2 separate regions of the Mus musculus genome follow, and region 1 is linked to region 2. Evidence: chromatin contacts called from ENCODE Hi-C or POLR2A ChIA-PET data. All regions are on one chromosome and are shown on one strand. Each heading gives the region's core, a stretch centred on a gene start or an enhancer-like site at or near the end of the contact. The rest is flanking DNA. Distances are from core to core; before and after follow the strand shown.

The links. Hi-C counts contacts between places; a loop is a spot of excess contacts on that map. ChIA-PET counts read pairs that join two places held with the same protein, here RNA polymerase II (POLR2A).
Region 1: a loop to region 2 is called in a map of T-helper 2 cell, with 2.2 times the contacts of the local background. The contact joins the enhancer-like site here to the promoter of Kng1 in region 2. A Hi-C loop is called at or near these places in 1 of 37 maps with a recorded cell type or tissue (T-helper 2 cell). POLR2A ChIA-PET finds 5 or more read pairs at or near these places in 1 of 5 experiments (embryonic stem cell).

The regions. Positions count from the first base shown.
Region 1 is chr16:23,413,794-23,420,487 of GRCm38, reverse strand. No RefSeq gene overlaps it. Among named protein-coding and RNA genes, the nearest start is that of Rtp1, 12 kb to the left of the region's middle. Within about 2 kb of position 3,972, at least 2 of the 3 ENCODE cell types and tissues checked have a DNase peak (open chromatin) inside an H3K27ac peak, as active enhancers do.
Region 2 is chr16:23,053,026-23,060,019 of GRCm38, reverse strand. It overlaps Kng1 (kininogen 1), which reads right to left and starts at 1,720. Exons shown (of 11, transcript NM_023125.3): 1 at 1,382-1,720. The coding sequence starts at 1,576.

The DNA.
Region 1 (6,694 bases), core at 2,723-5,222, 360 kb before region 2:
TTCTGTCTTCTGGGTCACTGCTGTCTTTGTTACACTTGCCAGATATGAGCCAGTTATGACAGTAACAAAAATTCACATATATAGTACTAGGATCACGTGGTTTCAGTACTCTTGAATATGAACCCATGGTAATTTGAAGAGGCCATAAAGGGACCTGGCAGACCCAAAGAAACACAACTACACTCTTTCCTTCAGACATCCCCCCATCAGATCACAAAATGGTGTCACATGTTCACAACTCCCCTCACGAGAAAAGCAGAGAAAGACATCTGCAAACACTCTGCACATGCTGAAGAGTCAGCTTCTTGGAGACAGACTGTCAAGGGTTGGAATATCTCTTTGCTCTGAGGTAGTAGGCGGTGAAGTGTCCCTTGGGTGCTAATATTTGTAGACACTTCGTAGATTGCTGAGCTAAGTATCTCAGGAAGCAGATGGGAAACCCACTGACAGTCTATCATTATTTCCGATCTTGTCCTGGTATGTGCTCTTCCTGTTTCACACCTGTCACAGAACAGGAAGGCTGTGGAATCTGCCGGTCTGTGTTTAAGTCTTGGCTTTACCTTTGACTGGCTGTATGACAGCCGGCTAACTTGATCTCTGTGCTGGTTAGTTATTTATTAACATGAGTCAAGTCATCTGAGACAACTGAGAAAATGCCTTCATCAGACTGGCCCGTAAGCAAGTCTGTGGGCATTTTCTTCATTGATGACTAGCGTTGGAGGGCTCATTCCTCTGTGGGCAGTTTCATCCCTTGGGACGTAGTCCTGGGTTATATAAATATGCCGGTCACACAAGACATGGGATAGAGACTGTAAATGTTCCTTGATGGCATCCGCTTTGGTTCCTGCCTTGAGTTCCTGCCCTGACTTCCCTCAGAATGAAATTAACCCTTTCCTAATTAAGCTGCTTTTGGCCATAGTGTTTATCACAGCACTAGAAACCAAACTAGAATAATCTCCCTACACTATGATTTCCTACCTATAAAACCAATAAATCAACCAGGTGGTGGTAGGGCCACCACTTGAATGCCAGCACACAGGAGACAGAGTCTGGTGGATCTCTGAGTTCAACGCCAGCCTGGTCTACAGAATGAGTTCCAGGACAGCTAAAGCCACACAGAAAAACCCCATCTCAGAGTGGGGTGAGCAGGAAGGGGTTCGGGGGAAGCAGCAGTCTCTTAATTTTCTTACAGGTATGTAAAACACAGTTCTTAAAACTGCCTTAACTATACACAGAACCATAGCTGACTTGCATGAGAAGTGTCACGTACTCGTGAGTTATTATTACATTTCTTCTGAGGGAGAGTGAGCTTTCATGATCTCTAGGTCAGCTGTGATCACAGTGAGTGAGCTCAGAAACCTTAGCTGTGTGCAGCTTCTGCCCCTTGTGACTTCACAAGCTGCCAGAGTTGTACACAGTCCTGCCTCCATTAAACTCTCAAAAGGAGTCACTCCATTTGCTTTGCCAGTTCAGCCATAGAATGACCTCAGGTTGGCCTTCTGGACTAGTCTGACTTACAGTCCTTCTTCGACACCATCACTGTAATAGGAACAATGAAAAACAAAATTTCCCCAGGGCCACAAGCTCAGAGAGAGAAAAAAGCTGAAGCCCAGGGGCCAGAGGAGCAGCACCGCATACCACTTTGATCGACTAGCCTCTAGCCACAGCTATTTGTACATATTCCCTGGCTTTAAAAATCACAATGCTGCTCCTGGGAAGATGGAGAGAAACTAAGAACTTTTCTCTCCCTACTTCTGGTCCACACAGTAAACACACCTGTTTCCCTCTACCTGTGTGCTGGCTTTCTTTTGGTCTAATGGCATGCTGAGGACTTAAGATTCCAGACTCTAGAAACTCTGTGACCGTAGAAGTAAAGGTGGTGTGTAGGCAGCCACTTTTACTGGGAAGGTGAAGGCAAGCTCCTCCAGACCCCACCACGCCTCTCCTGTGAGGAGCTGTCCGTGTCCCTGATAATTCACTGCGAATTGCCCCTCAGAGAGCCCCACAAGGCCAGTGGCTAACGGGAGCATACAGGAGCTATTCCTTGTGCCTAACTAGGGGTGACCCTGAAGTGTTCTCTCAATGCTTCCCACTGCTTGAGCTGAGGCTTAAATGCACCATACTGCACCTCAGCTCTTCGTAGCTATCCTGCCTCCCTCATCTCACAGGAGTTCCGCTCTCCAGAGCACTTCCCAGCAAGCTGGCATCCTCATCCCAGAGGCCGGTCCAGGGAACTCAACACTGACACGTTTAGACGGCACAGGGCACGCTGTCACTGTTCACACACCTGCTGCACCTTGCTCTCCTTAACAAGCTCCAACAGGTGAACACAGGGCCAAGGGGATGCTGATGTAAGATGTGAGCACAGATGCTGCAAGAGAGCCAGCCACAAGGACAGGCTTCACCCGGGAGGCCTGGGGACCAAAAAGGACCTACAGCGTCAGTCCCTGTGGCTTCTGCCATAGCACAGAATACAAAATGAGAGGAGTTCACTGTAAGCACACATGTCATCCATCTCTAACGAGGCTATGTGCCTCGAAAGGGGGAGCAGGGGAAACAGGGCAAATGAGACACATGGGGGAGGGGAAGGAAAGAGGTGTGTGTGTGTGTGTGTGTGTGTGTGTGTGTGTGTGTGTGTGTGTAAGGCAGCTCACTCAGATAGAGATGGGATCCCCTGCATCTTCCATTGCGCATTGGGATGACTGTGGGAAGGGGGTTCGGCTCTTCATGGTACAGAACCGAAGGAAAAACACAAGCCGGAGAGGCAGTAAAGAAATAATTGGTAGGATTATTGATGTCTCTCTCTCCCAGAGGAGCCGGGTGACATATGCTTCAGCCTCAACCCAGCATTTCCTACATGACAGCTGCCTCTAAGATCTATTTTCTTTCTCCAAAATTCCACCCAGCAACCCATTCCTTCCTGGCTCCCCTGGGCACTTTCTCTCAATAAAACCTATTAAGGCATACTCCTCCCTGCTCTCAATAAAACCTATTAACGCATTGTTGTTGTTTCCTGAGTGGCTCAATGGCCAATCTGTAATGCTCCTCCATCTTTCTAATTCTTTCTCCACCTGCTCCTGCTGGGATGAAGACTTGCAGGGTCATCACGAACCCAGCCCCCAGCCGCAGAGCTCACCACCTCGGAACTCTTAACTGTCTGCTAGACTTTTCATACATCTTGTTCCAGCCAAAACCTGACTTAGACTCCACCTCAGTCTCCTCTCACTAAGTGCTCTGTGTCCAGAGGGCAGGAAGAGTCAGGGAGGGGGCATGTCTGTGTCAATCACCTTCTTAGAGTATCACAATGGCTCTGCTGTGCTGTTTGACAGGTCGGAAGGGGTGTTGGCCAATAACAAGCCCCATCCACATTGCATTAATGGAGGGTTTCCCATTCAAGAATCCCAGTGCTGTAGCCATGGTGTGCTTTTGTGTGGTTTTGTGCATTTGATGGCTAGCCTGAGCCACTCGACAGCCATGTCTTAACAACGACAGCTGGCTTAGTGGCCTGAAGGATGGATCTGAGGCAAAGTCAACAGCTGTCCTCTCCGAAGAGCACAAGACAGGAAATGCAGTCCAGAACATGTACTTTGGAATGTGACAGGCAAAGCTAAACGCTTGCTAGGACTGTGACTTTTCAGAAGCCTGTGTCCTCAACCGACCTTTTCTAATGTGCCTCATTGGGGGGGAGGGGCGGGGAGGAGCAGGGCCTGAGAGGGTAAGAGTGATAGATATGTGGACAATTTACATGGACTTTTAGAAGCTGGAGTTGAAACCAGAGTGGCGCAAGCAGAAACAGGGGACATTATCTCGGGATAAACATCAGTGCAATAATATGGAGATTAAACTGTGTGGTGGTGAGCAGATATCAGTAGGGTTCCTACACTGAGGCTGATCAGAGGAAAGGCGCGCTGAGAGGCCGCAACCTTCCCAGGACGCTGCAAGCACAAGCGGCTCTTCCTGAAGCAGAGTTCCCATCACCCCTCGGGCCATGGGCGGGAGCGCTCAGAGCCAGGGCGTGGCTCCTCCCGCTACAGCAGCAATCTGAGTCCTATTTGATTCCCCAGGCTATTCTGGTCAATGTCTGCATTGCCTCCACTTAGATTCAAATTTCATTTTTCCATTGATGTGCTTTATTTCTTTTTTAGGAAGTTTGCCAATGATTGATGTAATTCTATTTGCCAGAGACCTGGAATCAAGCATGAGGATGTCAATGGACATCTGGTCTGGTTCAGTCTTGCCTTGTAGGTCTGCTTATAATTAAAGGACCTGTACCTCCTGTGTAAGAATGTGGATATCTTCAGTGAGCACAGACACTCAAACACGTGTTAATTTATTCATAACCTGCCTTCACGGACAGCCAGCTTAGATCTTAGTGCAGTACCCATGCACTCTTAAGTGTTTCCATTTGACGATCTGTTGCCCCATTGAAGATACAATCCACATAGCTCAATCTCTACGTGACACTTTACTTAACATCCAGACATAATGCAAGAGCCACCCAAAAAGTAATTTCAGAATAATCCATGTACATTTTTCCCCAAAGGGGACATAGATGGTGCAGATTCACAACTCACGTTGCTTCCATTTCTCTTTTCTTCCCAGATTTCTTCTCTCATGCATCCAGGAGAAGTTCACTTGCTGCCTCCACTACCACTATGCAACTCCTCTGCCTTCCAAGCCTCTAGTGTTCTTACCTTTTACCCTAGGTAGTTCTCTACCACAAAAGTATTCCATATCAATTTTGTTTTTAATTATGTATGTATGTCCATGTCTCTGTGTGGATATGCACACAAAAGTGCATATGCCTTCGGAAGCCAGACACATAAGATTCAGTGGAGCTATAGCCACAGGCATTTTTGAGCCACCAAGTGTGGGTGCTGGGAATGGAACTCCAATCCTCTAGAAGGGTGGTGCATGCCCTTAACCAGTCACCTCTTCAGTCCCACAGAATCTTCTTAACCTTTCTTTTCTAAAGATTTGTTTATTTTTGTATGGATACGTATTTTCTCTGCATATATATATATATATATATACAGGGTTTCTCTGTATAGCCCTGGCTGTCTTGGAACTTGCTCTGTAGACCAGGATGGCCTCAAACTCAGAGATCCTCCTGCCATTTCCTCCTGGGTTCTGGGATTAAAGGCGTGTGCCACAAACACCCGGCAAAAATTCAGCTTCTCTGTATCCTTAAAACTCAAAGAAATAAAACAAATGAAAGTTAATAGGTAAATTATATTGATTGAACCTAAAACATGAATTGACTACACTTCCATCTACCCTAAGGCTGATTGATTGTAGGAATAGGAACAGAACTGCCAAGAAATATTGAGCTATTTTCAGCAATAATGATAGTTATTAACACACTTTTTTTGGTTTTGGTTTTGGTTCTGGTTTTTTTGAGACAGGGTTCCTCTGTATAGCCCTGGCTGTCCTGGAACTCACTTTGTAGACCAGGCTGGTCTCAAATCCGCCTGCCTCTGCCTCCCCAGTGCTGGGATTAAAGGTGTGTGCCACCACGCCCAGCAATACACTTTTTGAGACAGGCTCTCCTATATAATCCAAGCAGTCCTGACATTTCTCATGTAGTCCAGGTTGGCCTCAACTAATAACCTTCTATCTCAGCCTCCAGACTGCTAAAATTACAGATAACCCTGGTTTTTTTTTTTCTGTCATGTGTGTGTGTGCACGTGTGCATGTGTGTGTACTTGTGTGTGTGATTATGTATATGTGTGTGCATGTATGTATGTGTATATATTTGTGTGCATGTATGTGTGTGTATATTATGTATCTGTGTGTGCTTCTGTGTATGTATGTATGCATATGTGCGTATATGTGTATGTGTGTTACATATATGTGTGTATGCTGGTATGTACTCATGTGTGTGTATGTGTGCATGTGTGTGTATGTGTGCACATGTGTGTATTGTGTGCCTGCATGTATGTATTCACATGTGTGTAGAAGTGTGTGGAAGCCAAAGGTCAATGCTGAGTATCTTCTATCCTAATCACTTAAGACAAAGTCTCTCAGTGACCCTGGAGCTCACCAGTTCAACTAGATTGGTCACTGGTAAGCTCTGTAAATCCCCCTGTTTCCCCACCCCCACCCCATCCTGAGGCCCCAGCACTGGTTCACAGATGCATGCCCCTATGCACAGCTTTTATGTGGGTACTGTGGATCCAAACTCAGGTCTTCATGCTTTCACAAAGCACTTTGCTGGCGGAAGCTTCTCCCCATTTCCGTTCTTATTGTTGTTAAAAGAAGAATAAGACGCAACATTAGACACTGTGTTACTGTCACCAGGGACCAAAATTTCCATGACAATAAAAACACAATGAGAAATTTATAAAATATATCATAAATTAAATTTTCATTGGAAATTTATTGTTATATTTTTTAAAAATTGTGATGCCAATGAAAATTATGAAGCCTCCTGGGTATCATGATACATGCCTGCAGTCCATCACTCTGGAGATACAGGCAGTAATGTGAGTCCAGTTTCAGCCTGGGCTCCATGTATGCCTGCAGTCCATCACTCTGGTGATACAGGCAGTAATGTGAGTCCAGTTTCAGCCTGGGCTCCATGTATGCCTGCAGTCCATCACTCTGGTGATACAGGCAGTAATGTGAGTCCAGTTTCAGCCTGGGCTTCATAATAAGACCAGTCTCAAAAAATTAAGTTTGTGTCTTTGTTCAC
Region 2 (6,994 bases), core at 471-2,970:
GTATCCATAGTATTATCCCTGCCCTCTTTTATGTAAACCCTGGTTTACATGTATGTACATATATGAGTTCAACATCTCTGGGTAAACCTGGGCATGGGGTGAAGCCAGGAATCCCAGTAGCACGCTTGGTGGATTGAGACAGGAAGACCTTGAGTTCAAGGCCAGGAGAGCTACATGGACCTTGTACAAGGAAACTCCCATGGGCCCCATGTGTCAGCAGTGGAGACACGAGGGGATATGGCTCTGAGAGGAGGAAGCAGACTGCAGGCTGTGCTGCAGAGAGAAATAAAGGCTTCCCTTCACCTTCTGAATCACACACGCCTGTGTCCCTCAGGGCTTTCTGTTTATCCTCATGGCGTCAAAGGATTGGGATTTTTTCATGCTGAAATAATGTGACCAATCCAAAGAAAGTCTTTTACATGAAATTTGTTTATTCAAAGATTTTTAAATGTAAATTCTTAATTTTTATCTTAAGAGTGTGAGTGTATGCCCAAATGTATGTATGTATACTATGTGTGCCTGGTGCCCAGGATGGCCAGAAGACACACTGTAGTCCCTGGAACTGGAGTTAGAGATGGTTGTGACTACCATAAGTGCTGGGAGCTGATCCCAGCCCCCTGCTCACATGAGTAGCCAGTACTCTGAACCACTGAGCCATCTCTCTAGTCTGTAAACTTAATTTTAAAAAATCTTAAAGAAAGTTTTTCTCTAATTTATGCACCCTGCTTTCATTCCTTTCCTACCTGCGTGCACTGACAAAGCAGTAAGAATATAGAGAAAACCTGCCAAAGTGTGCTCCGGATGGAGTGTAGGTGGCAGAGTCCTGAGGTTGATTCCCCAGTATCACAGAAACCTGGCATGGGGGCACAAGCCTGTATGTGTAGCACCAGGGAGATGAAGGCAGGAGGATCAAAAGTTTAAGATCATTGTCAGCTACACAGCAAGTTTGTTGTTAATCTAAAGCTAAATGACACCATGGCTCCACCTCCCTGCCCCCCAAACTAAAGAAAGCTAGTGGAAACATTACTATTAAGCTCAATGAATCAGCCACACACAGGCAGTGCTAGATACTTGGTCCAAGGCAATAATGTCAGCTCTCTTCTTACTCCCTGTATTCATCCCAGGAGGGAACTCTCCCTTAAGTCTGGAAAATGGCTAAGTTCACAGATGCAGTGGATTCCCCTACTGCAAGCTGACTGCATTGCTGGATTCCCCACTATGCCTGTCCCTTTTGAACATCTCCATCTTTTGTGGTTTCTTTCTTCCTGGGATACTGCTTTCATGATCGCCCAGGAAGACTAAGGACGGGCCATCTCCAACCTCTACCCCTGTGCCTGAGAGCACCAATTACAAGTGGTTTCACAGGAAAGCTGTTACTCACCGTTTTAGTGCCCTCGATCACTCGGTGCAACATATACTGGTTGCCACTTTTTACCCCAGGGTTAAACTGCTTCAGAGAGAAATCCACAGCCTGAAATACAGCCTCATCATTGCAGTCAATTTCCTGCGCTTCTTCTCCCTGTGTTAAAGTCAGCAGGAGTCCGGAGCAGAGGAGCAGTGTAGTAATGAGCTTCATGATTTAAGGGTCCCTCTAGAACTGAGGGACTGTTTTGCCAAGAATGGGAAACCAACTCAGAAGCTGATTTTGGCAGCCTCTGGGCTCTGATCTCTCCTGCCTCAGCTCTCTCTGCCTCACCACTTAGGCCCCTATTTAGATTCCTGAGGTCACGCCCCTTGTGTGCCCTCTTCCCAGAGAACAAACAGGACTCTGCTCAATGTCCAACCAGGTATGGAGCTGGAGAATTGCAACATGGGATTGTTGACCTGTTTGTCTGCCTTTGTAAAGAATGTGGGAGTGCAAAGCCCATTTCTAAAACATTGCTCAACTCTCCACAGTGAATTAAAGCAGAAACCAGTAAAAGGAGCTAAAACCAACAACCATTTCCAGTATCCTCTTGCTACTCTTGGCCCAGTTACAAAGGGCTCTGCATAAATATACATTGAAGACAATGTAGAAATACCTCCTACACAATATTGCTTGTGGCATGTCAGAGTGTACAGACACAAGGTTTTGTCAGCTCTGGTGTGTTCTTGAAAAGCACATGTGCAGGACCATCAGTCACATGCTGGGAGCTCCACCCAGGACACTAGCAAATCTGACAAATCATGGGCATCCTGTCTGGCCTCTGGCCATGCCAACCTCTCTGCTGGGTTCTATTGGTCTATGTGAAGAAGGGGTGGGGCCAGCAGATTCTCACCTGATTCAAGTGCTTGCCTCACAAGCCTCAGGCTGGCAAGCAGAGTTTGAAGCCAGGAGTTCACAGAACACCTCTGGATGGTGACACACAATTGTAACCCTGGTATTCCTACTTTAATCCAGAAGGGGAAGGCCAGAGGATCACCAGGAAGTTTAGGTACCCTGGAGTTTGTAAGCAAGAAAAGCAAAGAGACCTGTCTTACCAAGGTGTCCGGGGAGGCATCCACTCCTGAGAGCTCTCTGACATCCACATGTGGGCTGTGGCTTTTGTGTGCCTGCATACACACATTCTCATCCTTTCTCTGTCTCTCTCACAAATACAGAATAATACTGATAATAATAATTTAAAAAAGGAATAAAAGAAAAGAAAGGAAAGACAGATGGAAGGAAATTAGGAAATAAGAAAAAGAAGAAATAAAAGTAATAAAGAAATCTCAAAAGTTGGCTTCTGTGTGGTTGATGGGAATTTCTAGTGTGAGCTGGAGTCTGCCTGAGAGGCCCGGAGGCCTGGAGCCAGGTGCTGTCACCGTGTGCTGAATGGGAACTTTATAGAAGTGCAGCAGGAACAGGCACTGGGCCAGAGGTCCTAAGGAATGCCAATGTAGCTCTACCCATGACCTTCTATGTGACTCGGTCTGTACAGGTGTGTGCACATATGCCAGTGTGCATGAGTTTCATGCTTGGCTGAGTGTGTGCCTCAGTCTCCGTGTATGTGTTCTTCTGTGTGTCCGGATGTGAACAAGTGTAGGTTTGTATCTCTGCCCATGTGTGTATGAGTCAGAGTCAGAGAACCTTCGCATCAGGGTTTCTTCCCCTGAACGATGTGGAAATCATAATACCTCAATGGGATTGTTTTAGGGTTTTCACAGAAATCCTTTAATTTTGAGCAAGTTTCAGAAGTGAAACCTGAGACACTTAAGCTTTCACGTAACCAAAACAGCCTAATACCACGAGTCACAGAAGCAAAGACAAGAGAAGACAGGGGTTGAAGAGAAAACAAGGCAGAGTGAAAGGCTTTGACTTTAGTTTCCCCAAAGTGGCATGTTGTAGTCAAGAATTTCTACAGTTAGGAAGTTTATATAAGTCACAAGCATTGCAATTTTTGTAAAAGTCAGACTGTAAAAGTGTTCTGTTCAGAACAAAAGGTATGCCCAAGTGACTATTTCTATTCCTATAAGCCCACCAAATGTCCTGAATATTAATAACAAGAAGACAAACTTGCGAGGTAGTGATGGCACACACCTTTAATTCCAGCACTTGAATGCAGATGTTAGCAGACCTCTGAGTTCAAGGTCCTGTTGGTCTACAGAGTGAGTTCCAGGAAAGCCAGGGCCACACAGATAAACCCTGATTCAATGAACAAAACAAAACAAAAGAACCTGAATTCTGCAGCAGGCTGATGAAAGAGTCCAGAGTGCTCTAATATCATCAAGCTTGTAACCTGTTCTCTAAAAGCAGCAATGGCAGAGAGATCTGTGTAGGAAGTCAAGTTGTCCTGTTTAACAGGTTATCTACTTTCTAGATATGCAAAATTAATCAGACATTTGTAAAAGATTACACAAAGCTACTGCATTTATAAAAATCACAAAAGTGAGCGTGGTGTGGTGGCGCATGCCTTTAATCCCAGCACTTGGGAAGTAGAGGCAGGCAGATTTCTAAGTTCAAGGCCAGCCTAGTCTACAAAGTGAGTTCCAGGACAGCCAGGGCTATTCAGAGAAACCCTGTTTCAAAAAGCCAAAAACCAAACCAAACCAAAACCCAAAGAAAAACAAAAACAAAAACAAAAATCACAAAAGTGGATACAGTAGTTAGTCACTTGCACAGGCATCCACACCTTCAACAACGACTGCAGATCCAAAGAAGAGCAGGTGCTTCTAGGAGAGCTGGCAAGTGCTGTAGCCACACAAGTCACCCCAGAACAGGCTAACAGGGCAGGTGCTCTGGCTAAGGCTGGAACAGTAGGTTTCAAGCTGTCAAGTCCAGGCACATTTTCAAACCCCTTGCATCCATTCACTTGTATCTGAATTATGTGACTCGTCTTCCAACTTGTGGCCAAAATCTCCTGGTTTATAAAATCCAAAAGGAAAACACAGAGGCAATCAATACTACAGAGGTCTTATGAAATAAGACCAGCCTACAAAGCTGTAATTAGGAGGAAACAAGGAATGCCAGAGCATTAAAGCCAGAAACCTTGCTTGCTACTTTGCTACTTACCTCAGCTAGACTAGTGTTCAATTATTGTGACATTAATTTCTTATATCACTGTTAAATGTCCTCTCTATCAGTGCATGTGAAACTGACTAAAATTTTCTCATGGGTATGTTCCCTTACAGCAAGAGCACACACCTACCACTTCAATATGGCATATTTTTTTCTTTCATACAGTTTCTCACAAGTCACGCCAGGACATCTCTTACCTTCCAATCATATCAGAGATAGAACTTCTCTAAGTAAATTCTACTTTGTGTAATTCAGTGTTTCCTGAGAGTGTTGATTTGTAAATTCTTTAGAATATCAATCAATCAAACAAGCAATATTCACGGTATATCCAACATTTGTGGTTGATACTCATTTTATAAGGCTACTTTCAACCTATTTGCTGGTTTGAGCAAGGTTATCAAAACACACATGCATACACATGTGCATTACTCTTGGGTTAGGAGCACGGAAGGTACATAGTTTAAGACCACCACTATGCATCCAGGCAATGGTAGCACATGCCTTTAATTCCAACACTCTGGAAGCAGAGACAGGTGGATCTCTGAGTTCAAGGGCAGCCTGGTATACCAAGTGACTTCCAGGACAGCCAGGATTACACAGAGAAACCCTGTCTCAAAAAGCAGAACAAAACAAAGCAAACCAAAATAAAACATTAGTTATGAAAAGCTGATTACGTGGGAAATCCAAGGTAAGGTTGATAGCAGCATTCTTCTTAAGACCAGAGATCAATCAAACATGCTGAGTACACAGTAAGACAGCAGTCTTAGGGCTTATGTGTATTCTTAACTCTGTCCGTGAGGCCCAGCAATAGTTCCAGGTTCTCAGATGTACAGATGTCTTTGAGATAAATTGAATCATAGTTAAGTTTCCAGGGTGAGAGGAAGTGGGGAGAGGAAGAGCTGGTAGATGGAAAACAAGGAAGTTAGTAAGCACTGTCGTGAAGGACTTGGATCACCATGGCCATTTCCAGTGAAAACTCACACCCAGGACAGCCAGGGGCAAACAAGGCAGCTTTGGAGAAGGCTAACCAGAGTGATCCTCTGAGTTGTTTGGGTTTTGAAGAGTCAAAGCACGTGACTGATTAAGCTTCCTATGTCTGATTTTGGCAGCCTGTTTATCACACCCATTCTCACCTCTCCCTGGAATACATTTAGAGTATGTCTCAGTTTCTCACTAAGTCTGTCCAGGTGACTGGATTTTAGCCAATAAAATGTACACCACTACCAGACAAATTACGTACCCCAAAACCAGAAGATGGTTTTCAGGATCATGAAAACCACCTTCATGATCCTCCAGTCTTTCCTTAACATAAGCTGTACACAAAGGGACCAGAAAAAAAAAAGTGTTAAGGGGGCAATGTTTCAGGCAGGGAAAATCAGGATTTGAGATCCTGAATCACCTTGTGGATGGATGTCTTAGTCAAGGCTTCTATTCCTGGACAAAACTTCATGATGAAGAAGCAAGTGGGGAGGAAAGGGTTTATTTAGTTTACACTTCCACATTGCTGTTCAGCATCAAAGGAAGTCAGGCCTGGAACTCAAGTAGGTCAGAAAGCAGGAGCTGATGCAGAGGCCATGGAGGGATGTTCCTTACTGGCTTGCTTCCCCTGGCTTGCTCAGCTTGCTTTCTTATAGAACCCAAGACTACCAGCCCAGGGATGGCACCACCCTCAATGGGCCCTCTCATTCTTGATCACTAATTGAGAAAAATGCTTTACAGCTGGACCTCATGGAAGCATTTCCTCAAGGCAGTCTTTTCTCTGTGATAACTCCAGCTTGTGTCAAGGTGACACACAAAACCAGCCAGTACAATTGACCCCTTGACAACTTGACACACAAACACATCACTATTAAGTCTCAACCCTTATTTTTGTTTTTTTTTTTTTTGAGGCTTATATATCAGAACTGTTTTAATTGTTGCAGACAAGATGTGTGAACCATGTTTGGACCAAAACCAATATATAAAGTAAATGCTATGTGAACTCCCAGTCTCATCAATAAATGCGTGGGACCATGAAAAGCAGCCTATTTTCTGGTGGACCTAGGTTTAAACCCTGGAGACCCAGCAGATAACTGCAAGGGACAGAAGGCATTTATCTGCCACACTCCTAGACACCAGTTTCCTGACACAAGGCCTCAGCTCGTCATAATTCTGTGGCCATCAGTCATGTAAGGGCAATGTCCCAAGCCCCAGGTAGAGGATGAGACTACAGATCATGTAGCCTCAAGACAGATCTCCATTTTAATGAGGCACCTAAAGGCCTGAAGGGCTTAGCCAATTAAGCTCCCCTTCCCAGACACTCCTCCCTACAAAAGGCATTTAACCTCAGGCCCACCCTGAGAAAGTGGGATACGGTTTCACTCATCACAACTCTCCACCATGACAATAAATGCCTTAAAACCATGGACTGTCTCTTCTCATCGGGATCTTCGCTGAGGAACAATGGAGCAGGTTTTCTTCTAAAGGAGACAAAAGTCCCTCCTCCCCGAGAACACTGTCCCCGGAGGCAGTCCAAGC